3 separate regions of the Mus musculus genome follow, and all the other regions are linked to region 2. A link is a loop called in an ENCODE intact Hi-C map of the cell type or tissue named here. Cell type or tissue: gastrocnemius. All regions are shown on one strand.

Region 1 (8,000 bases), 130 kb after region 2:
ATTAGGAGCAGATGCCCAGAGAGATACTAGGTTGCCCCTGATTTTGTACCCTGCAGCTGTGAACTGATGGCGGCTTTGCTTGACATTTAAGTAACACAGCTGTGACCCTTACTTGACAGCCGTAACCCAAGGCACTGTGTGCAAACATTCACTATTATTAACGCAGTGTTGCTCTTTAATTTGAATGCCTGCCCACTCCATTTAGTGTTACAGAAGACGGGGAGCACACTGCTAAGAAAACACCCAAATGTATAATGCGCTTTTATTGTTATTATATATTATTCAGGTGCTCATGAAATTTCATATTTCAGAGTACTGAAATTAACAGGCTCAATGTAGTTTTTTTTTCCCCAGTTGGTATCACTTGTTCCGATGGGGGGGGGGGGAGGAGCTTGTTCGTTTCCACAGACACACATCGAAGCACTAATTAGATAACAGATCTACCTCACATGCCTGCTAGCTGCCTGAAGGCCAGTCTGTGTGTGATCTTATTTAATCCTCATGGCATTCTTCTAAATGAGCTTCATTCCTAATGCTCAACTGAGAAAGTCAAAGGGGACAGTCGTCAAGTAACTGCCCAGGACTTACAGATGATAGAGACTACACTGGCAAAATGGGATGTGAGGCCCTCTAAAGAAACCATGTTCTTTGTCTGTTCATATATGTGTGTGTGTGTGTGTGTGTGTTTATGCTGTGTGTCTATGGTGTGTGTGTTTTTATGGTGTGTGTGTGTGTGTTTATGGTGTGTGTGTATGTGTGTGTTTATGGTGTGTGTCTATGGTGTGTGTGTGTGTTTATGGTGTGTGTTGGTGGTGTGTGTGTGTTTATTGTGTGTATGTGTTTATGGTGTGTGTGTGTTTATTGTGTGTATGTGTTTATGGTGTGTGTGTGTTTATAGAGTGTGTGTGTGTGTGTGTGTGTGTGTGTGTGTTTCTAGGTCAGAGAACAATTGTGAGAATCATTGCTCCTGCCACGTGGGTTTGAAGGATCAGGTTCAGCACCTTTACGCTCTGACCTTTGCACCAGCCTGTGCTCTTCATTTTAATTAATACACTGAAGTGAGTTCAGACTCACAGGAAGTATATGTAACATAGATAACCTATACTAATGCTCTTCTTTGGACACTTCATATTTGCAGCTTCCCTCCCCCACCTGTGTGTGTTTTTTGCATGTGTGCATTATATCCTGAATTGATTTATATGCTTCAGTGTGGCTATCCTGAAAGACAAGGATACACTCCTATACAATCACAGCAGAGCAATCAAAATCAGTAAATTAACATAGATTTAGTTCTAATCCATTAATCCTATTCAAGTCTTCACAAAAGCCTTAATGATATTCTTTAGAATATCTTTTGATCTGTAGTGGGTTACATTTAATTATCATGTCTAGTTCAAATTAAATTATGCTATGATTGTGAAATATACTGTGAATTTCAACAGTTAGCAAAAAAATCAACTGTCTCAATAATCTTTATATTAATTGTATATAGAAGTTATAAAATTCTGATATATTAGGGTACTTTTTTGTCCAAAAAACAGATGCAATCCAAGTGTTTTCTAGGTGGCTAAGTAAGTACAATGTCATAGATACATACAATGTAGAATTACTGTGGCTTAAGAAAGGAGACTCCAATACGGGCAGGCTACAATACAGATGAACCATGGAGACCTTATCTTCAGTGAAACAAGCTAAGTTCAAATTGACAAGCTGTTAGGATCATGCATCTGTGAGTTACCTAGAATTGTCAGATTGACAGAAACAGAAAGGAAAATGGGGTAACCAAAGATTTGGGAGGGGAGCAAGAAATGGCAAGGGTTGTTTCATGAGAACAGAATCTCATTCCAAATGATCACAAAGTCATGGAAATTCACTGCGGCAATGGTGGCAGGCAGGTGTGACTGTACATAATGCTAGTCACTCGTGCATGCAAATGGGCTCCTGTAGAAAGAGCTGAAGAAGGGTGTCTTTTTATTGAAAATTGTAATAGCACTATAGACTCAAGAGATGTAAGCCATCTATGAAACAGCCACCATTCATTGATTTGCTTGTCTTGCATTTCCACCTGGGCAGAACCAGCTGACCAAAGACCAATTGTTGTCACTTCTTATATACCTTCTAAAATGAGATAATCCTAATCTTAGGTTCAAGCCTGGAACTGGTATTCTGTCCATTAATTCAGTTTTGAAACTTGAGACCAAGGACAGATGCTCCAAGTCCTTCCAGCAGCCTCCATATCACAGTAGCTGCTGGAAATGGACATCTGCACAGGATGGGTTTGAACGAATGCTCTTGGCTAATTCCTGGGCATGCTGGCACCTGCCCAGTGACCGGTCAGTCAGGTAAGCAAGAATCAAAGAAAAAGTGTTTATAGTCTTCACTAACTCTCTGTTCTTGTCTTCTGTTCTGTGGTCGTTTTGAACTGAAATGACAATATCTTAGTTCTATTTTTAGCATTGATACTTTTCAAGTCTGTGAATCGATGATCTAAAATGATTCCTGAGAACCGCCCATTGCTTCTCTTACTAGACTTAAACAAGTGATCACTGCTAGCTCTAGTACAGTGAACTTTAAACTACTTTGTTATCCATCTTTTTTCTTTCTGTGAACTGTAAAATTTGGGGAGTTTGTCCTGGAGATAGTTCCCACACACCCTAATGCCTATTTCCCTTATTTTAAATCCTGCATCTCCTCTTTCCCTTTGTCAGCTCTGCACTGCAGGGTAAAGTGCCCACCACTGTTCTCCCAAAGCCGGATACACACTCCCTCCCTCACTCCCAACTTAGTGCAATTGCCAGCATACTTGTCTTTCCCAAACTAGAAGGGGGTGGGGCTTCTGGAGTGCACATTGCTCCTTCCTGGTCCCCAGCAATCCGAGGAAAGACTGACAGAGCATCACAGACTGCTTCAACAGGTAAACAAATGATGTAACAACTCCAGAGCTAGAGAGCTTTGAGTCACTCTCCGGGCTGGGCATGTGGTACAGGGGTGTAGCACTTGTCCCCTGTGTGCAAGGGCCTGGTTTCTGTCCCTAGCACTCATAAAAAGTGGTAGCTGAACAGCATCTCAGTGACCTAAAAAGTAAGAAATAGGAAAACTATGCAATGTTAAACTTTTTTTCTAGCAGTTTATTACCAGCAAAAGTTTTAGATTTAAAATTCTTGTATGACCCTTTTTCCTTGCTGTTTCATAAGTGCGGGGTGAAAGAGATTTGTATAAATAAAGGTGTGGATAAGGCACAGAGTAGAAAAATACCAAGAGAACAGTCTGCTAAGCAGGAGAGCCTCTGTCCTTTGGCTTGTACCTGAGGCAGCTTTGTGGAATGATGAGTATGATAAGATAGGCCTCATATCTTTTTGAAGTAGAAAATGATAATAACAGGTTAAGTTCTTGTGGTTTTGATGAGCAAGATGTGTCCTTGACCTCTGAAAATTGTTTTTGCAAATAATCTGCCCACTCGGGTTTCCAAGGGCAGTGTCTCCTTGTCCCTCTGGAACGCCAAGACACCAGGTGGCAGCTGCTTCAGCTCTGAGGCAATCCTCAAGTGACCTACTTCGGGGTCATTATGCAATGGTCTTCTCTTGGCAGAGCCACCATCATCCATAGCCTTGCCCATTTTGTGTCACTACATAGTTCTTTCCCATCTGCATCCATGCACCCTTCCAGTGGGCCTTGGCTCATTGAAAATTGGGGCAAAGGAAAGGAAGAGACAGTTGCAGCAACTCTCCCTAGTGAACCAACATGTGAATACAGACGTGCATGAGTGAACCAGCATGTGAATACAGACGTGCATGAGCGCAGGCGTTCGCCTCCCTCGCCCCTTTTAGAATGGCGTCTTTTGCTGGTCTTATTTTCTTCCTTACACAGATGATAAAGAGAAGTTAGGCCAGCTGAATCTCTCCAAGCTTTGCCTTAACTCCTATTGATTCTAATGACCAGAAACAGGTCTGCATATCAATAAGCATGTGTTTAATTCACTTAACAGAGACTTACTGGCTCCCCATAACACACTGTCAGCAATTGCACTGGGTGTTGGTACTCCAAGGACAAAATAAAATGTCATCCTGGCCACCGTGAACTTGGTCCAGTGCGAGAGGCAGTCGTGCAAATCCCAGGTTTTAATGGGCTGTACTTTTCAGTGCGGGGGCTGAATAACACTGGTGGAACCTTTTAGAGGTGGAGGTAGCAAAGTCTTCATGGAATGGGGTATAAATATTTGAACAGTACACCCTGGGAAGAGGAGCAGGTCTCTGCCCAGGAAGTAAGCGAGGACACAGTAGAAACCAGACACCCTAGCAGGTACCATGGATGGCTTCGCAATAGCAAACTGCTCCTTTGCCGCAAGAACAGGGCCACTGGGGCCAGCTTTGGACCAAGTAGACTCTTTGTCTGGGCTTGGATGATTGGAGTCTTTTAGATGCGTGAAATCTCCTGTGCTGTGTACACAGTGGAGAGCAACCAGAGGCATTTTCACAGGACATTAGTCCGGGAACTAGAAAGAGGAAAACACATAAGATTAACCCTCCCCCAAGAACTTTTCCTAGGACTCTGAATGTTTCCCCTGAAATGGAACTTGGATTTCATCTAATCCTGGTCTTGTGTTTTACTCATGAAAGCTGTATAACCATGTTCAGTACCACTGGGTATCCTGTATGGTGGAAGGCCTTAAGCAGACACTTACATAAGAACCTCTTCACAGCAATCTCTGATTAGCAATGTGTAGTGACTGAGGAGGCCAAGCCCCGTGGAGACAAGGAGTGGGTGAGGCTGTCACGAGCCGGGAGACCAGTGACATTCATTGCAAGTAGAGTATTTAAACACCACAAGGAGACTCTGGGCTGGGGGTGACGATAGCCTGACTCCAGGTAGTCTGCACTGTGACCTAATGGAGAACTTAATGAATCACATACATTGCAGCAACCAAGGGGAACTTAGTGGTCAGGGCTGAGCACCATGGTAGGTGACTGAAGGAAGGCTGCTTGTCATCAGCATAAGGCCTCGTGGCCCACTCTAGAGGCCATCCAGTGAGTACCCGGACAATTCTAGACCTGGTGGCTGGGATCCTGGTAACCTGCCAGGCTTGGTTTCACTGGGCCCAAAACCAGACCCAATATAGTCTTGGGATCTTCCATTTTAACCACTGGGCAGGATTGAGAGGCAGACTTGATACCAGGGTGTCACCAAAGTTGCAGGCAACTGCACAAGGTGATGGCCCAAGACAGAGTCAAACGACAAGGACAAGGGTGTTCCCTTCGAGTGGCCTCACAAGACTCTCAACAGTCCATTGTACTCTCTATTCTTGCTGGACTTTAAGGTTCTTTCTAATTTCCCCCCCAAGTTCAGGAACACCAAGCCACACACATAATGGCAGCTTTGCCTTCAACCACAAATGTCTTTAAATACGAAAGAACTGCCCAGTCCCCATTCAGACCATATTGTGTGCCAAACCTGGTCTTTTAAAGCAGTCCTTTTGAAATGCTCTAATTGTAGCCATACGTTAGGTCTCCATTCTCTCAGCCTCAAGTCACTCAGGGTGGTCCTAGTTAAAATGAAGCCATGAACAAAGTCTCACAGCAATGCAAGATTTACAACGGTATAATTGTATTTGTGGTAGTCAAAACACAATAAAAAAGATGCTCTTTTGTCTTCTAACTTTATTATTTGCAATTATATTCATTCATCCATTCAGTGGTTACTTATTGTGCTTAGACACTGTCCCGAATAGTAAAAATATGTTTCAAGGAAAAATTATCCATCCTCACCATTTTGGAAATTGGAGTCTGTAAAAGAAATGAAATAAGTAACTGGTCTGCATAGCGCGGTGGGTAGAGTGCTTGCTTAACATGTAAGAGGTCTTGAGTGAATATACACTGGGTATTGTATACTCGAATCCCAGCATTCAGGGGGGTCCGAAGTTCAAGGCCATCCTCAGGTACATAGGAAGTTCAAGACTAGACTGGGCTACCAGACTCTGTCTCAAAACATAAAATGTAACCATAATGAAAGTGCCCTGGTAAAAGAGACAGGGACATGCCTGTTCCAGTTGCCTGGGACTTCTCTAAAGAAGGTACATCTGTAAGACCAGTGCTATATAAAAACAAAGAAGAAAGCGCCTTCCAGGCAGAACTTGTAAGGCCCTGAGGTCACAAAAGGCATGGTTTACTGTAGGGGCCCAGGGAGGTCAATGTGGCTGGAACAGGTCAGCCACACTCTAGGGAACAAAGGAGAGAGGACCTGAAGAAACAAATGGAAGCCAAGGCCTGGGAAGCCTTCCTGTAGCTCCTACTGGAAATAGTGGCCTCACTGTAGCACAAAGGAACACACAACATGGAAGCAGCTCAGCGAACCACGACCCAGCCCTGCTGCCAGAGCCCTTAGTGATTATTCAAAGGCAGAGAGAGACTGAGTCTTCCCACACTGGCTAGAGTCCTGTCTCACAGTCTTTTGCAGTTGGCTAGTTTTAAAAGAGTTAGCAGAAAGGAAAGTAGTCGGAGGTAGAAACATTTGAATAGAAGTTGTATAAGGGAGACAGAGAAACAATGTCTTACAAGGTAGGAATCTCATCAGGGAGCTCTGTAGACACAGAACTGGTAGAATGAAGAGAAGTGGAGGGAGAGGAAACTTTTAGAGTGGCTTTCAGGCTGTGATGGAGCTAAACCAACACTGGCTGTCTATCAAGGGGAAATCTAAAACCCAGTAGTTGTTCAGTCCACAAGGCTGGATGTATCAGCCGGTCTTCTGAAGAAGCAGACTCTCATGCCAGTGAAGGAATGGACTCGTTAGCGAGGCCAAGAGCAAGCAGGCAAACAGCAAACTTCCTTCTCCCATGTCCTTTACCCAGGCTGCCACCAGAAAGGCTGGCCCAGATTAAAGGCAGGTCTTCCCACCTCAAAAGATCTGGATTGAAGGTGTGTCTTCCCACTTCAAATGATTTTGTTAAGAAAAATCCCTCAGAGTTGTACCAAACTGCTTGGGTTTTACCTAATTCCAGATGGTGTCACGTTTACAGCCAAGAATAGCTATCACAAGCAGCCCCTGACAGCATGGCACACAATCATAGCTCCTGATGTCATGCTTAGTTTCCAAATGAAAACAATAACCAGGTAAAAGCTATGCCTAACATGATAGCTGTCCCATGTATAATTACGTATTATATACTTAACCAGGTCATAATTATGCATAAGATAAATACCCTTGTATAACTACAAATGCATTGTAAATTTTAGAATAGATAGCAGTGTTTTTGAGTAACATTTTTGGGGGATTATCCTAAAACTGATATTCTGTTCATTGATATTTTATCACCTGATAAAGAAATTGAGGAAAGAAAACACAAATATATTTTTAACAAAATATGACAGAAATACTTGTGCCAATTATAATCCTCATTTAGCCTTAGCTTGTATTTATAACTCCCTTGCTCTACCACCCATTCTGTATTCCCTCCACCATCAGCAAGCACCTCAGCAGGTCTTGGTCTCCTGGGGAGTGATGCATGTCATTCCTGAAGAGTCTATGCCCTTTGTCATCCTGTCTGGATTAGACTGTCTACTTTCACGCTGACTTTAATCTCAGTACATGATATTACCAGTGTCTCCTGAACTCCAGACATAACCTTTCTAACTTCCATTGTGGAGAAACAATCCAATTTCCCCATTCATACTCTGGATCAATCATCCTTCCAAAACTGTTATTTCCTGTTGGCTCACGTGCATCAGAAGCCCAAAGTAGCTAGAAGGGGAGCCTGAGCTTCCAGTTCAATGGAATGTTTGTTATGGCTCCTGGCAAGAGTGCTCCCCCTTTGAAACCAAAAGTTCTAGGCCAGCAGAACTTCAGGTTGCAGGAACAGGAAACAAACATTTTCCTTCTGGGGTTACTAGGGGTGATAGTGAGTGAAACTGTTTCTTTTTCCACCCTTTGATTCCTGGACCCATGGATCCTGGGTATGGGAATAACCATAAGGACTCAAAGAATTTTCTACCTTTAGGAGGACCCTGCCC
Region 2 (8,000 bases):
CACTATACCCAATATTGAGTGCCTCTTGTGTATATGATCTTGAGGGATGTAGAAAATAAAAAGACACACCTGTCCAACAAAGGTAACTTGGTATGAGCAAGGAGATAAAGCAGCAAGGTTTACAAGTAGATACGTGTGGCCATTCTCAGGTGATCCCAAGAACATTACAGAATTACAGGTGGTTCTGTTGGCCAACCTCAGTATTACCCATCTACCAGGGAATATGTTGCTCAGTGGAGAAACATATCTACCATGGGGGTCTAGACAGGAAGATTTCCAAACTGATGGTTTCAGCCATTCCAGTGAATTCAGTGATGAAAATATGGAGCTTTGATTAGAAATGCAGAGAAGGTTTTCTGTGGAATGAAACTTCTTCTAAAGTGTAAAAAATTGAAAGAAATGTGGAAAAGGAATTTCAGACTAAGAGAATAGTACATCACAAGCCCTAGTGTTTGGACTATTATGGCAAACTATAGAAAGTTTGGCTTTATCATAGTCTGAACTATAACTGGTGGAAGTAGTGGAAAACAGAATTAAAAGTGCTTGTCTTGCTGTCATTCTCTGCTGAGTCCTATGAAATCATCTGGAATTTAGGAGGTAAAATTAACCAAATGGTTGACATACCTGGATATGAGATAGGGAATAAGAAAAAACTGAACAGGGAATATAGATTTGGATTTTTTCCATATTATTACTATTTAAAATCAGTAGCAGTGAAACTGGATGAGAAAAGTATTTAGAATTAGCAATATACCAAAAGTGAACCCTCTAAGAGCACATATGAGAGAGGTGAATGAAAGAACATAGGAGAGAATGTGGGAATCCAACAGAGACGTAGGGAGTTTGCTGTTCTCAACTAGGAAGATACCTTGCAGTAAGCACGGCAGAGCAAGGCTGAGAGTTCTTGCAGAATTAGTAGGAAGAATGAGTTGGTAAGATCTCTCTTGTAGTGGTTGCCATGGGACAACCCAGGCTTAAAAACCAAATAAATAGTGGATAATTTGATGAGTTATTAAATATATTTCTAGGCTTAGAAAGAGTAAATAGGCCATGAGAAGCTGGGGATTTAGGAACTATAATTGGAACACATTCCTTGGAGAGAAGGAAGAGGACTGAGGCCATGTGTGGAAGTTCTGGCCTTTCACTTGGAGGACACTTTTTTCCAAACTGGAAAAGCATACAGTGTAAGTGTGGTTGTTTGAAAGAAAATAGGCCCATAGGGAGGGGCACTGTTGGGAGTTGTGGTCTTGGAGTAGGTGTGTAACTAGGGGGTGGCCTTGGAGTAAGTGTGTCTATTGGGAGCTGTGGCCTTGGAGTAGGTGTGTCTATTGGGAGTTGTGGCCTTGGAGTAGGTGTGTAACTAGAGGGTGGCCTTTGAGATCTCAGCTCAGGCTTGTTCTCTTCCTTCTGCCTGTGGATCAATAGTAGAACCCTACTTCTCCATCACCATGACTGCCTGGACTCCACCATGTTACCTGCATGCCATGATGATAATGAACTAAACATCTGAACTGTAAGCCCAGCTCTAACCAAATGTTACAGTTACTTTATGAGAGTTGCTTTGGTCATGGTATCTCTTCAAAGCAATAAAACCCTAACTAACACAGTAAGTCCAAAGTATTCACAAGAGGGAAACAAAAAATGTTAAGATAATCTTTGTGTTTCAGTCAACTGAAAACCATATCACTGGCGGAGAAGGGTGTGACTGCATTTGGAGTCTTGTGCTTGGTGGCAGTTTGAAATACAGCTGAGAGAAGTAAGGGCAAGAGAAGCGATAACAGAGTGGGCAAAGTGGCTAGTGCTAGGCAGAGGACTGCAGATTTCTAGTGACCCCAGTCTGAAAGCTAGTTTGTTTGTGTTTTGTTTTGTTTGTACCAAAATATAGGATATGCATTTTAAAATTTATCTTGGAGTTTTATTAAATTATTAGGGGGAAAGGGTTAGCGATTTGTGTAGCTTAAGGTTTTGGTGACAGAATGGTTTGAGCCAAGACCCTGGTGTAAAGCAGTGAGGCCAGGAAAGGGATCAAGGAACTGTCAGAGGGTTTTGTTTTGTCTTTTTTCCTGCCGTTAAAGAGCATAAGTAGCAAGAGCAAAAGGCATGGGAAGACTGGAAGGATCTGATAATGGTCCAGTCCAAGAATGAACTGAGATGTGGGTAATCAAGAAGGTGAAAAGAATGAGGATTTATAGATTATCATGTGGGTCACCTAAATAATACTGTCTGTCAGATAGTAAGAGGACATCCATGGGAAAAGATACACCAGCAACTCAGAATTCAAAGTAAAGCTATTGTACCATGGATGTTAAGTTATAATGTCTTAGACTTCAGCATCTCTGTGAAGGAAAGATTTCTGGTTCTAGAGCATGCCACCTGCTCTGGTGTTCTTTGTTTGTTTCAAAGATTGGACTAAACCATACAAATTTAGTCCAATCTTTGCTATGTGACCTATAAAAATGGCAGTTGCACGTGGCTTACGGTCACAAGGCCTGTTCACTCACTCTTACAACTGCTTTAGACGTGGGCTTCCCACTTTACAGCTGAGGACAAAAAGCACTGAGACCAACAATAATTTCCTCAAGGTCAACTATGGAACCCAGTTTCAGGCCTATGCATTGTTGTTTTAGAAGGCACAGTTGCTGATTGGGTGAGCAATGCCCCACTGCCACTCACTGCCTTTCAGACCTTGTGGTATGAGGTGGGTGAGGCTGAACTTTTGAATGTGTGATTAACTGAGCTAACTACTATGAAGGAAATAAACATGATTTCCATGTCATTCTTTTTCCAAACATTATTATTATTGTTATTATTATTATTATTATTATTATTATTATTGTGAGTGTGATAGGGGGCTCAAACAAGCCAGCACACATGTGAAGGCCAAGGGACCATTTGTAGAGTTATATCTCACCTATTTTTATATAGGCTCCAGGGATCAAGCTCAGGTCATCGCTCTTGCACACCAAGGACTTTTATCCACCAAGCCATCTTACAGTCCCCTAGTCAGCCCTGATAGCTCATTTCATAGGCTCTGTGCTTCCATATTCTTGTCTAGTTTTGTTCTCAATTTTCTTCCATTTGATTGATTGCAGAGTCTGTCCCCACCCCATCTCTCTCTGTATCTCTCTCTGTCTCTCCTTTTTTTTTTTCTGGCTTGCTGAGTTGGAACTACACATCCCCAGTTTCTGTGCAGGAGTTTACTAGGAGGCAGGTATGGCAGATGATACTTGATGCTCCGAGTCATTGGATTTAACGAGCAACAAACACTGTTCTGATTTGAAATGTGAGTCAGGGTCGGGGCAGGAGCAGGCTAACAGAGAGTCAGGAGCTCAGTTAATTGGAAAGAATTTTACTATTATATAGATCTAAGCATTATCCTCTAAACTATAGCCAGCCATTGAAAAATATTTTACAAAATATTGTGGGACAATAAATGTTAGTGAGGAGGCAACTGAAGAGGAAACACAGTGGTTTCCTTGAATGAACGAACTAATGAATGAACCAATGAATGAATGATTATATTGGCGCTGTGGAATTTAGGTCACTCAAAAGCTACCTGTACACTTTTTGTGGGCCTTGTACAAATTCCTGACCTTGATGTATGAATAGTCATGATAGCAAAAGTGCATTAGTAATATAATTACTGTACTCATAAGGAGTATATTCAGCAAATGGATAAATCAATTGAATACTGATACTCTGTCTAAGGAGTAAATGAATCAGTGGGATACTATTCAGAAGAGTGTGGTTGTGACAAGAAGAGTATAGTAATGCACATAAAACATACGGTCTCTTATGCAATGTACAGGAAAAGGTGCAGTTGAACAAGGCTTTAATGCGTTTGATAATGAAATGGGACGATGACTCATTGCTTCTGGTCCTGATCCTATGGCTACCCTAATTTTGTTCATCTACAAAGTTGACTTAGATCTTAGGGGATTGTTTGCATGTGGAAACTAATGCCATGGTAGGATTACTAGGTTGCAAATCCACTGGGAAGCCTGAGGGCATCACAAGCCGAGAGGAGCCCGTGACCTGCAGCAGCGTCAGAAACTTCCCAGTCTGAGGAAGCACTGGTAATCCATTTTATGCCTTTCCATTAGCTATTAAAATAATAACGGATTGGCAGTGTAGCTCCAACTTCTACCTCTAGCTCTGTCTGCCGCTGAGCACAGCTGTTCCCAGTCATTCTTTCCAGTGTAAATAATGGTTCGTGTTTCCATGGGCTGTCGCGAGATCTTTCTGTACTTGTAAACTGAGCCCATGTCACCACCCTGTTGGGGAAGATTGACGGTTTCGAAGAAGCCTAGGAGCTGCATGAGAAGGCCAGACTTGACCCTCGCTAAGATAAGTTTTCTACTCCTGAGGACGTTCCTATCGACTGGGTGTTAATGATGTGAACATCCATGGGTGTGGACAAAACAAATTCTCTCCCATGTCTTTGTGATGCACACATCCTACTTTGTGACTTTCTTTCATGTTTCATGTACATAATGGCCTTCTTTGTTGTGAGACAAAGTTACAAGACACTGAGCACTTCAGCAAAAAGCCTCTTTTGATCTTCATGCCTTTGACAATAAAAGCTAAAGCCAGAAATTGGCAGAAGAATTTGAAAAGCCACTCAAAGCCTCCTTTTATCTATTCATGAGATCAGGTGCACAACTACAGAAGTAGTGACAGTTGTTAAGAAGGATGGAGAACAGAATAAGGCCACTTGCATAGTAAGGCGTGTGGTCTCTGTCTACTAAGGATTCCTTAAGGAATCAGTGAATGTCTTAAAACTTTTTTAATTCTAGTGTGGAAATATTCTTTTAAATGTGTTCAGGCTAACAGGCAAATACTGGGGATGGAGGGGGAATCTTGTTTTTAAAAACTAAATTTTCCTAAATCCCATGGGGAACATTGTTAATTAAGTCACAATTCCATATGTATATAAAGTATGCAATTAAAACCCATTGGAAACTTCTGGGTTCTTTTTTTTCTTGCTTATTTGAAAGTATAAGTTGCACTGCTGGGCTTTGTTGGTAAATAAATAAATAAATAAATAAATAAATAGCTATAATTTAAAGCTTGTCAGCCTTCCTGCTTCAGAGCTTTTGGGAGTCTGTACCTGTATCCAGGCCTTGAGGCAGAGGGAAGCCCTCAGAAATGTAGACATACTTCATCCTGAATGAAGAGCTAGGTTTACACTTACATTCCTGTTTAAGGCATACTGCTCCAGTTTGGGTAGCAGTAATAGAGACAGAGATTAGAATAGAGACGTCTTGCCTCCTGTTCTTTTCTCATGGGCCCAGTCTTGGAGTGGGACTAGAAAGACAGGTCTAAATGGATTGTCTGCACTGGTAATGTATGGCTGGCAAGGTTTTAAAGTCGGGCACGGTTTCCACCGAGTGCTTCCTTAGTCTACAGTTCTTCACAGACAACCAAGTGGATTGTTGTGATAAGAAGGAAATCGGAGGCTACGTATCTGTTCTCCTCCCAGGACAAGAGCAGCAGATTTCTCTCCGAATTGTTTTCAGAGGCAGACTGGATAAGTGAACTTTATTTTAATAGTCCTCAGTTTGAAAGTTGAACTCACTCCTGATTGCTTGTGAGTATTGGACAATATGAGTATTTCCATTGGATAACATAGAAGGGGCAGTTTATCACAGAAGGCCTGGTCACTTTTATCCTGGCTGAGTCGGTGCCAGTACACACAGATTCTGCTGTCACACCTTGGCTGATTCATTGTGGTGTGAAGCTGCAGTTTTTAGGGCCCGTGGGAGGATGTTCCTTTGAAACTTTCCTGAAGCCTGCTTTCACCTTGTTGACTTTGAAGCTCTCATTACAAACAGGTTGGAGAGAAAGTTACAATTGGGATATAATTCAAATACATTCAGTTTAATTTCAACTGAAAATGGTGCTTTAGCTGCTCTGAAATGAGCTAATCTGTATGGGTGAAGTGAACGGCAAGGAGACGGACAGTGAGCATGTAGGCACTCTCTTTCCCACCCCTTGGCATGAACCCTGGTGCTGGTTACACCCAGATCGATTCATCTCTACCACTTCTTAACTCTGAAAACAAGGGTGCATTGTTTGGTGTTTTGCAATGGTAGAACCAGGGAATAATTACCATACTAACCGGCTTGCTCAGACAAGTCCAAGGAGATAAGAAAAGCAATAAATAATTGCAATCAATAATACTGTGCCTACTGATGTTCCAGCCATTGTGCCCAAACCTTAGCTGATCTAGGAGAAGCTAAGCGAGAGCCTTATTGAGAGCCTTATTCACAGCCTTCTATGTTCTGTGCTTCTCCGCCCCCTGTGAAGGGCATTTCTGTCTCCAACAAATCCATGAGCAACTCTTGGTTGGGGGAAATATTCTAGATATTGGAAATGCAGCGGAGACCAAAAGAGAAAGTCCCAAGTACCATGCATTCTAGTATAGGAGTTTAACTAAAAGCCAATTTATGTGATACTTCATGTGATAATAAATGCTACGGGGGAAAAATGGAAGTAACAAGATAAAATGACTACAGTATTGAGATACTTGGAGAAAGAAATATTTCTGTTTTAGAAAAAATGGCTAGCAAGAAGCTGATGTAGTAGAATCTGAAATGAATACATATATATGTATTACTATATGTCAGTTACACACACACACATTATATATTCATTCCCAGAACATACCAAAAATATATTCTCACTCATATGTTGTGAGCTTCAGAAAGCCAAAATGGACTAATGCTGTCTATTTACTCTCTTTGGGGAGCAGACAAATGGCAGTACAGTACCTGACTTCATATGTCTAACAGCTCTCTAAGTGTGTGCTGATGCAAATCTACTTAAAGAGAGCAACAGGAAACTGTGGTCTAGGTAGCTTGTTCCTGCTTGTCTATAAATACACATAAAAAGAAACTGCATTTTACAATTGGATGACATTTGATATTCAATGAACCTCCTTTTAAAAACAACTTTAAGATCTTTTGGGATGTATAAACTTTGGGTCTGTCTAGTTTCAGTGTGTGATGCTTCTAATATTTGTAAGGCTTTCATTCAAAATTATTAAACTATGTCTATAACAAACAGACCCTGTAAACTTAGACGCAGTAACCCTGTGAGACAACTGTGCGAGACTGCAAGCAGGACTTATGCTCTACCCAACTTCCAAAAATCACCGTTCAAGTCAGTGGTTTTTCTGTAAGAACCTTGAAGATTGTACATTATCGTCTTCTACTTTACATCATTTGTATGAAAATGTTTGCCATAGTTTTTTATTCTGTTTAACTCTGGATAATGCCACTGCTCCCTTTTTCTTGGCCACTTCTTCATCAGTTTTATTTCAGCAGTTTGAATATGATGTGCGTTTGTTGTTACCAATTCCACTCGCAGTACACTAGCTCTACACTTTAGGAAACGTTTGACGGTGATTCGTCTTTCTTCTGTCCTGTTTGCACTCCTCTTCAGCAGTTCTTTTCCTGTTCCCCAGTCTTCTCTCCCTGTGGCTCACGAGCCCATGATGAAGTCCACGGAGAAGAGTTTAGTAAGTTGGCTTGAACTGCTCTGTGATGGCCGCTGTCGTGAGTCCAGTTCTCTTACTCTCTCCTCTCAGTGTCTCTGACCAAGTCCTTAAATACAGCACAGTGGTCTTACCTGCTAGTAGTTCCTTCTCAGTCTAGCTCACGGTTGCAGGAGCCCACAGGGAAGGTGTTAGGTTTGCCTCGCTGTGTAGGAAAGTCCCTAAGCTGCAATGTTTTTACAGTATTTTTATTTTGATGTTTATAGATTAGGGTGGTGTTCGTAAATAATTTTTTAGAGTGAAAATTTTAAGTAAGTGTCTTTATTGTTTTTTAAAGTAAAGCAGAATTTCCAAATGTTCTTGTCACTGAATCACATATCAAATCCAAGATAACTAGAATTTGAAAAGACTTTAAAATTCAGCTTTTTAAATTTTTTGCTCTCATGCTTTTATTCAGATTAACCAAGAGTGGGTAATTTATAAAGAAAAGAGGTTTATTTTG
Region 3 (8,000 bases), 110 kb after region 2:
AGCCAAAGCTTGCTTTGCATCGCCAGGAATTCAGTGTTCGTGTGAAAGCCTCGTCCCGTTGTGAGGACTGCTGGTGAATTTGGCAGTGTTTCGGTCATGATTTACAGCACTGTCTCTACTTTTGTTGTTTCTTCTCTCTGGTACTGGAAAACCTCACCTTAGGCTCATTGCAGTCTTTTGCTAACATGTCGGCCTTCTCTTGGCTTCCTCCCTGAACTCAGTCTATGTTTACAGGGCTCTCTGCTTGCAACTTGTTTCCCTTACAGTAGTTAGCTGTGGCGTTGTGCTCTTATTTATGTCTTAGAAAACATTTCCCAAGCATCCCTAAAAATGCATGCTGATGTTTATGCCTTTGTCAGCTTTTCCATATGGTTTGCAAGGGTTATTTGATAGATGATTAGACCCTTCTAGGGAGTGAAGTTGAAATTATCTGTAAAGTAATACATCCAGTCCCAGACCACATGAAACATGTACTAGTTAAGGAATTTAGACTAATACCTTTAGACACATATTTTTGAAAAGTCAGTCATCTTCCCTGAAATCCATTTTCTTTTGGATTAAATTTATTTCGTATCTAGCAATTTTATAGTTTCCAAGAAAGATTATGGCTAAAATGTTGACTGACTCTAGGGCAAAGGGACTTTTAGGCTTAATAATCACGTAACAGGAGAGTTGAAGGGCTGTGAGATTAACCAGAGTTAGCCTAAAGCATAGCATTGCTCATGTACCCTTTAAGAAGCACTGACAAGGTATTTCCTGGAGATTAATGACAGTCTGAGTTAATGGGCTGAAGGAGGGCCATTAATCCCTTGCACAAAGGTAGTTCTGAAAGTAGCAATGAGAAACAACCGCTGGGTCAAGGGCACTGGATCCCAGGAGATGTCTCAGAAGATCGGTTACTCTACAGAAGGCCATCTTAACTACTGTTCTCAGCCGCTTCTCCTCCCGGCAGAGCTCAGGCTCGGGCTGTTGCCAGCCTGGCACACAAGGACTGTTGGGTAACTGGTTTTTCATCTTTCATCAGAAGACCTTTTTATTTTTAATAAATAGCTGCGCCTTCCCACTGAGAACTCAGCAATGCTATCATCTTAGAGGTCAATCTTGACACGAATCTTTTACCATCACAAGCCTGATAGGTGAGTGAAGCTGTGCTTAGGAGTCAAGAAACCAAGGCAAACAATTACACAAAAATAGTGGTACGCATAAGATGCACAGGAGAATCTGAAATGTGAATGGTTGGGTGGGGTTGATAGAGCAATCAAACAGACATGACATCAATAAATCAGACAAGCAAACTATATGTTTGCAGATTTAAAAATGTCAGACTAAACTTCCACAGACTTTCTCCAGACCAGCCTAGGCTTGATGAATTTTGAGTGTATGCTAATTTAGCCAGGATTGGTACTCTTGGGATTAGTTAGGCGAGGTATATTACGTCCCAAAAAGAAAGTCTCTGAGATGTCAGAAAAGCATAAAAACTCCTTGGGTTCCCTTAGTTGCAGACACATCTGCCTCCGTGCATGCGCCTCCTCTGTTAGTGTGTGTCCCTGGTAAGGGTTTCAGGATCCAGAGCTTGCCCCCTTCCCTGGGTGCGATGCTGCTGACCCTCCCACTTTGTGTGTCAGCGTCCTGTGGATCTAGAAAACACTTTAAACCCCATCCGATGCATGAAGTTGTTCTGACCTAAGACTGTGATGGCTGCAGTATGCTTTCATATATTTGAAACAATTACGTTATTTTGCTGCTTAAAAATATTTATAACTCTGCTGATTAATAAGACAATAGATGATTGCGAAGGGAAACGAAGAAAAATGTTTTCTGGTCGGTTAAGTTAAAAGTACAAATACTAAAGTCCCATTAAAATAGTGACCAGAGGGGGAGAGGCAGACCCGTGGTTAAACCTGCTTACTGCTCGTGCAGAGGATACAGGTTCAATACCCTGCACCCGTGTGCAAGTGCACACACATACACACACACATATACATAGACACCACAAAACCCCAGACAAGCAAACACAAATAAATAAATAAATAAATCCTTTACAAAGAAAGCATACATGCATGCATGCATGCATACATACATACATACATACATACACACACACACACACACACACACACACACACACACACCAAATGGTGACTTGTATCTTGCCACTAACAGGAATCTGATGTAATGCTAAAAGCTGTCATTCTCTGGATTTGGAGTCAGCCAAGAAATTTGTAACTGCCTATCCAAACTGGTAGCGCTACTGTTATAGCAAAGCACGTGCAGGTGAATATCACTATATTACTCCATACTGTTAAATAATCCTTACTTTATATGCACTTAGCTATGGCAGACCTAGGTGGACTTTTCAGCTGAAGTTGCCTAGTGTAAGGGAACTATCCAGGTGTAGCTGGACACATGACCACACTAGTGCCGAGATAACTAGATTGTTTACGTCATAACCGTGGCTTTGTGGTTCTATCTGGGGACAACAGTTTGAGTGGGTTTGAGTTGTAGTTCCCCTTCCTTCCGTAGACACACTGCTCTCTCTTGACACTTCGTTGGTAGTGGGATGTCCTGGTCGCTTTGCTTACTTTGGGAGCAACAGATCCACTGTGATTTGAGCTGATGTTTTTCCGTCTTCTGTTTAGCAGGTCTCTAATGCATCCACACAGCCTAGTGATGGGGTAGTAAAGCTTGCTTCCTAGTGTGTACAAATGCTGTCTTTCCAAATAGGAAAAGAACTGAATGAAACCTGTGGCGGAGCCTTATTTCACAAGGAGTAGTTTAACACCCAGCACCAACATTCTTCTGAGGTTGCATTCCATAAATAATGACTGCTGGGCAGGAAGACTCATTTCCTATTCTGGAATAAATTGAACACACTCGAGATTTTTACTGTCTATTCAGAATCCTCTGGGCTGTGAGGCTGTAAATTATCACCTTCTTGAGTATGGAGCTTCCATTATATAATTTAAATTGTATGACAGAAGTGAGCAAGAGAATGTTAATTTTTTTTTAAATGTTTCTTGCATAAAACCAGAGATCCTCCAAGGAGAGAAAAGGATATTTCTGCTCTTTAACATTCATCAAGGAAATTTCAGTTTTGTTTTGAAGAATTGACTTCCTGGAGATTTTCTTAGTGCTCAAAACATGGCATTTTGCTTTCTAAACTCATACCTGTTGGCAGGTGTGTAGAGTCTGGAGTCATGGTCGTAACTTAGGGTCCAAAGAAAGCACCCTTCATGTGCTTCCCCAACCACCCTTTTATAGCCTATACCATTAATCAACTTCTCTGAAGGGGCTAGTATATCATATAGTCACACTGGACTCCTTAGGCCCAAACTATAGCTAGCATCATGATAGTTTTCTGTATTAGCAATGGTGGTGCCAGCACCCGATTATTAAATACTTTTATACCATTATAAATATGCTCCCTACCTTATATCTCCCCTTTATTGCCCACAGCAAAGGCAGGTTTAGATATTATCTCCATTTTGTAGTTCAGAAAACTGAGGACTTTTGTGGGACAATGGGGTCCTGCGTCCACTGGGGCTAGGGCTGCTCAGGGCCAGGCAGACGTGGGGAGTTTGAGTGCTCGTGGGTTGGACTGTGAGAAGTCTCGGGATCCTGCTTTGGGGTGGGGAAGGGCGCAGTCTGGGGTTCCCGAGGACCTGCGGGAGTTGGATTCCGACTCCACAGATGCCGCTGGGTACTGTAGAAGGTCCAGTTTTGGAGTCCCTGGGCCACACAGAGGCCAGGGATGACAAATTCTCGCTCTTGGGCACCTCAGATGCCGCTGGATGTCTCAGAAGAGCTGAGAAGAGAGTGGGGACCTCGGGTGGACTCTGTCCTGGGGACTGAAGGGAAAGGGACTGAGAGGAGAGGGCTCCAGCTGGGTCCTGAAGGGTGGAGAGTCTGGCTTGCTCGCCAGCGGGTAGGTTGGCTTGGATTAGCTGGCGGCCTTGGCTTTGTGCACAGGGAGGCCTCTAGCGGGTACATGCAGGACTGTTTAGAGGGAAGCCCGCTCCATTGCATCAGCACGGCGGTTCCGATGAGCAGAGACAGTCCGTGGTTTTAAGGCGTTTATTGCAGAAAGACAGAGAGGGAGAAAGTAGAGAAGCAGAGGGCGGCCGTGGCTGTGTGGAAAGAGGGGGAAGGGAAGGCAGAGAGGGGGGAGCAAGGGAGCAAGAGGAAGAACAAGAGAATAAGAGGTAAGAGAGGCAAGAGAGTGAGGAGGGGGCAAGGAGCCTCTTTTATAGTGGGCCAGGCCTACCTGACTGTTGCCAGGTAACTGTGAGAGTGGAGTCCAGACAGAATACCAGGAGCTTGGGGCATTGCCTACATGACTGATGGCCACACGCCACTGCAGGGGGCTGTGGGAGGCAGTAGCTGTGACAGGAGCCAGGGGACCAGGAGGCGTGGCCAAACACCTACCGGTCCCTTAGGGTCACCAGGGTTCCAGACCTGTGCTCGGCCTGGGACCAGGCCCCACAACCTTTGAGGTTAAATAGCTGTTGAAGATGGAATGGAACTGAAGTGGAAAGCCAGAGCTGCCATCTGGGAAGAGTCCATGCTCCAGGACATTACACACTACGATAATGAACTCCCAGACTTACTGGTTTCATTCTGGTTTTGTGTGGCATTCATATCTTTTCAACTCAAACAGTCCTTTCTCTGTTCTAATGGTTGGGCATGGCTCCATATCTAGATGCTAATATGTTAAAATTCCAAGATCAACAGCCGACTGTAGGATCCACAATGGTGTTTGGCGTGCCATTTGTTTGTAGCATAAATAAATAAGCAGGAGCACGCATACCCTTCCAGGCTTGGCTGGGCCTTCCGTTGTGATATCCCTACACTGACTGCAGTGTGTGGTATTAGAGACTGCAACAGTGGTGGTTTTGATCTTCTTAGATGAGTCAGGCATGTAGTGATGTCTGACGAGGAAAATTAGATCAAATTAATTTGTGACTGTTTTTTGAGAAGCCAGCAAGCAGCCTTTAGCCAGTTTCTTAACAGGAGAGCAGCTAATTGAAGAAAAAAAATTGCATAGATCTTTCCCCCCAGGATTTTTTTTCACTGGACAGTGTTTTATAAGTCAGTATTACACAGAAAGTATTTAGAGTTGAATTTTGAGGGATTCTAAAGGTTGATAAATTTTACTATATCTTAAAAACACTGGCAAATTTCTCTGCCAACAGTTTCCTCTGCCTCAGTTCTTCATCTGAGAACATGGTGGGTAAACTTCATCAGACATTTTTCAAATATTCTTTTTCCTTTCTTTTAGCATCCTGACTTGAGGTTGGAGGGGAGTAGAGGGAGGAAGAGAAAGAGATCTTTTCCCTTTTTCTTACTTTTTTATTGATTCTTTTTGGATTTCACATCATGCACTCCAATTCCACCCATCTCCCCTTACCTACGTATCCTCCCTCTGCCCTTGCAACCTCCCCCACAAAAAAGGTAAATAAATAAATGAAAATTAAAAAACAGAAACAAAACCATCTCAGCATGGAAGCTGTAGTATGTCACAGTGTGGCCCACATCTTCTTTTGCAGATATTCATTGCAGTGAGTCTTTGGTCTGGTCCGAGGCCTCTGGCTTCTGCTACACTATCAATACTGGAACCTCACCAGGACTGCTCTCAGATATCCTAATGTTGCCCAGTGTCTTGGAGATCCTGCAGCTTTGGATCCGCAGGATCACCCCTTTCACGTGCTTTAGCAATTCATAGATAGGGTAAATGCTAGAGTTGGCTACTCATAGCCTTGAATCTGGGCCTAGCTGGGTTGGTCAGCTCACAAGCTCTCCAGCACGGCCGGCCCCAGCTAACTCATCCCATGGCAGCTCTCCTGCTCTCCCGCTTTCCCGCTCTCCCGCCCTGAGGGCTCTGCTGTACTGTCCAGGTGAGATGCCAGTTCTCCCCAGTGCTGCATCTGATGAGGAGCAGGAACTGCTCTCTTACTCCATGACCCTGGGGCTAGCTCTCCTGCCTGCTGCAGGTGGCAAGCGGGGTAGAGGGGTGTCTCCCTCACCCACACCATCTCACAACAGATGAGTGGTGGGGCCAGCTCTCCTAGGATAACACCCTCAGGGTCCGCTTACCTCACCCTGCCACCCAGACCAGCTTTACTATGCTTCCCAGGTAGGTTGCAGGGTCTGCTCTCCTCTCCAGAGAGCTACAGCCAAGGAGGGGTGGGGCCATCCCTGCACAGCCCTTAGACATCAACATGTTCCCAGGCAACAGCCCAAAACAGGGAAGTCCAAATGGCCTTTGGTGAAAATGTGAGCCACAGACATGTCCAGCTGCTACTGCAAGGCCATGGACCCAGACATCACCCTAACTGGGAGTACAGGAGGGACTTCGTGATCTCAGGTGGCAGTGTAGGCTCCTCACATCAGGCTACTCCTCTCCACCCTCTGGTCTCCAGTTCACCTCTCTTCATCATGCAGAAACCATTCCACTTCTCTCCCATGTCTCTGCCACATGTTTGCATATCATAGTGGTACCCAATGCAGGGGGGCATGTGGCAGGTGGACCTCTGAGTACCTCCCACCTCCCCATGTAGCATGTGTCAGATGGACTGCATCCTGGCTTCTCTAAATTAGGATTTTTTTTATTTGTATTTTGTATGTTTGGTGTTTTACCTATATGAATGTCTGTATACCACATGCACTCAGTGCCTGTGGAGGTCAGAAAAGGGTGCTGGATCCACGGAACTAGCATTACATTACAAGTGGTTATAAGCTGGCATCTATGTTCTGGGAATTGAACTCTGGATCTCCTACAGGAGCAGTAGAGCATTGTAAGCCACCAAACCATCCCCCGACCCCCTAACGTGTCTTCAAATGAGAACAACCCTGTTCAAGAACTCCATTATATCAACACCAAAGCAGAATATGACGTTTGAAGTTTGAGGCAGAAGGCTCTCAGTATTCAGTCATACAGATCTTTAAGATACACTTTGCCAACAGTAAAAGTTACCCTTCAGATAATGTTCTCTTCTACAAATCCTGACAAACACTAGAGATCACAGATGTTACCATTACAGTCAAGACCTACAGAAGTTCCATCACCCCAAAACAGCCCCCCTCTACCCCTTTACAGAAACTTCTCCACTAGGTCCTAGAAACTTGCAGTTGCTGATCTGCCTTCTGTCCCTGTAGCTTTTCATTTGCTACAGTGCCATATGCATTGCACTTATGCAGAGTCCGGCTTCTTGAGTCTGGATTGTTTCCCTTAGCCTAGCACAGTTGGGGTTTGTCCATGTTGCTGTATTGTTAGTGCTATAGAGTAATTCATCCTACAGTTGTGCTGTAGTTTAAATATTCATTCAGCAGTAGAAGGCTGTCTAAATTGTTTCAAGGCAATTACAATGAAACTGGTAGAAATATGACTACTCAGTCATAGGCAATTTGCCTGTTAGGTTAGAAAGCATCAAATTCAAGAATTATTGGAGAAGGAAATGACTATTCTATTCTGTGCCAACAGACACATTTCTAGCCAGCAGGGTGGTTCATGCCTGTTACCCCAGCACTCAGGCGGCTGAGGCAGAAGGATGTGTTTTGGGTCAGCCTGGAGGTCCCTGCCTCAAAATATCTCTCTCCGAAAGCGATTAGTTTGTCTCCCCCATCACACTCACAATGCAATCAAGAATGGAGTTTTTAATAACCTCCTTCCAGAGCCACTCTTGTAAGTGGGTGGCCATGTGTGTTCTTGCTGGAAGACTAGTTCCCAAAGTAGCACAGCTTCAACGCCCACCTTTCCATTCTCTCCTACAACCCCACGTGGCCTGTACCATCAGCGTTTGTCCTCCCTCACTTTCGGAATTCACGTGATCTTATGTGCCTTCCTCTCACCAGTACTCAGGGGGTGCAGTGGGGGAGGGGGATGCCTTTTAGCAATCGTGTTATTTTGCTGCTCTAAAAGCGTAATTATGAAGAGAGGCTCCCTATGGCTTTTCTTTGGATGCATGCTTAAATGTGGCTCATCTTGCAGAGGCCAGCTCCAC

The links. A loop is a pair of places that touch in the nucleus more often than their neighbours do. Peaks named below come from ENCODE experiments on the same cell type or tissue, not always from the same donor. Only the 100,000 strongest peaks of a DNase experiment are listed, where the experiment ranks them.
Region 1: it touches region 2 in a loop (1.9-fold over the local background); 2 of 42 quality-filtered maps call a loop at or near these places.
Region 3: it touches region 2 in a loop (1.8-fold over the local background); 2 of 42 quality-filtered maps call a loop at or near these places.

Annotation. Positions count from the first base shown.
Region 1 is chr16:57,344,794-57,352,793 of GRCm38, reverse strand. All of the region lies in intron 1 of Cmss1 (cms small ribosomal subunit 1), which reads left to right. 4921517D16Rik (a long non-coding RNA gene) reads right to left here. Exons shown (of 4, transcript XR_001781913.2): 4 at 4,602-5,539. Among named protein-coding and RNA genes, the nearest start is that of Filip1l, 4.5 kb to the left of the region's middle. In gastrocnemius, no CTCF peak of the experiment used is centred here; a DNase peak (open chromatin) is centred at 3,618; H3K4me3 peaks cover 1,167 bases; H3K27ac peaks cover 7,154 bases.
Region 2 is chr16:57,470,141-57,478,140 of GRCm38, reverse strand. The region is part of intron 1 of Cmss1 (cms small ribosomal subunit 1); the gene reads left to right. All of the region lies in intron 1 of Filip1l (filamin A interacting protein 1-like), which reads right to left. Among named protein-coding and RNA genes, the nearest start is that of Filip1l, 120 kb to the right of the region's middle. In gastrocnemius, no CTCF peak of the experiment used is centred here; no DNase peak of the experiment used is centred here; H3K27ac peaks cover 4,235 bases.
Region 3 is chr16:57,359,180-57,367,179 of GRCm38, reverse strand. The region is part of intron 1 of Cmss1 (cms small ribosomal subunit 1); the gene reads left to right. The region is part of intron 1 of Filip1l (filamin A interacting protein 1-like); the gene reads right to left. Among named protein-coding and RNA genes, the nearest start is that of Filip1l, 9.9 kb to the right of the region's middle. In gastrocnemius, a CTCF peak has its summit at 3,970; DNase peaks (open chromatin) are centred at 3,948, 4,345 and 5,838; H3K4me3 peaks cover 2,448 bases; H3K27ac peaks cover 7,376 bases.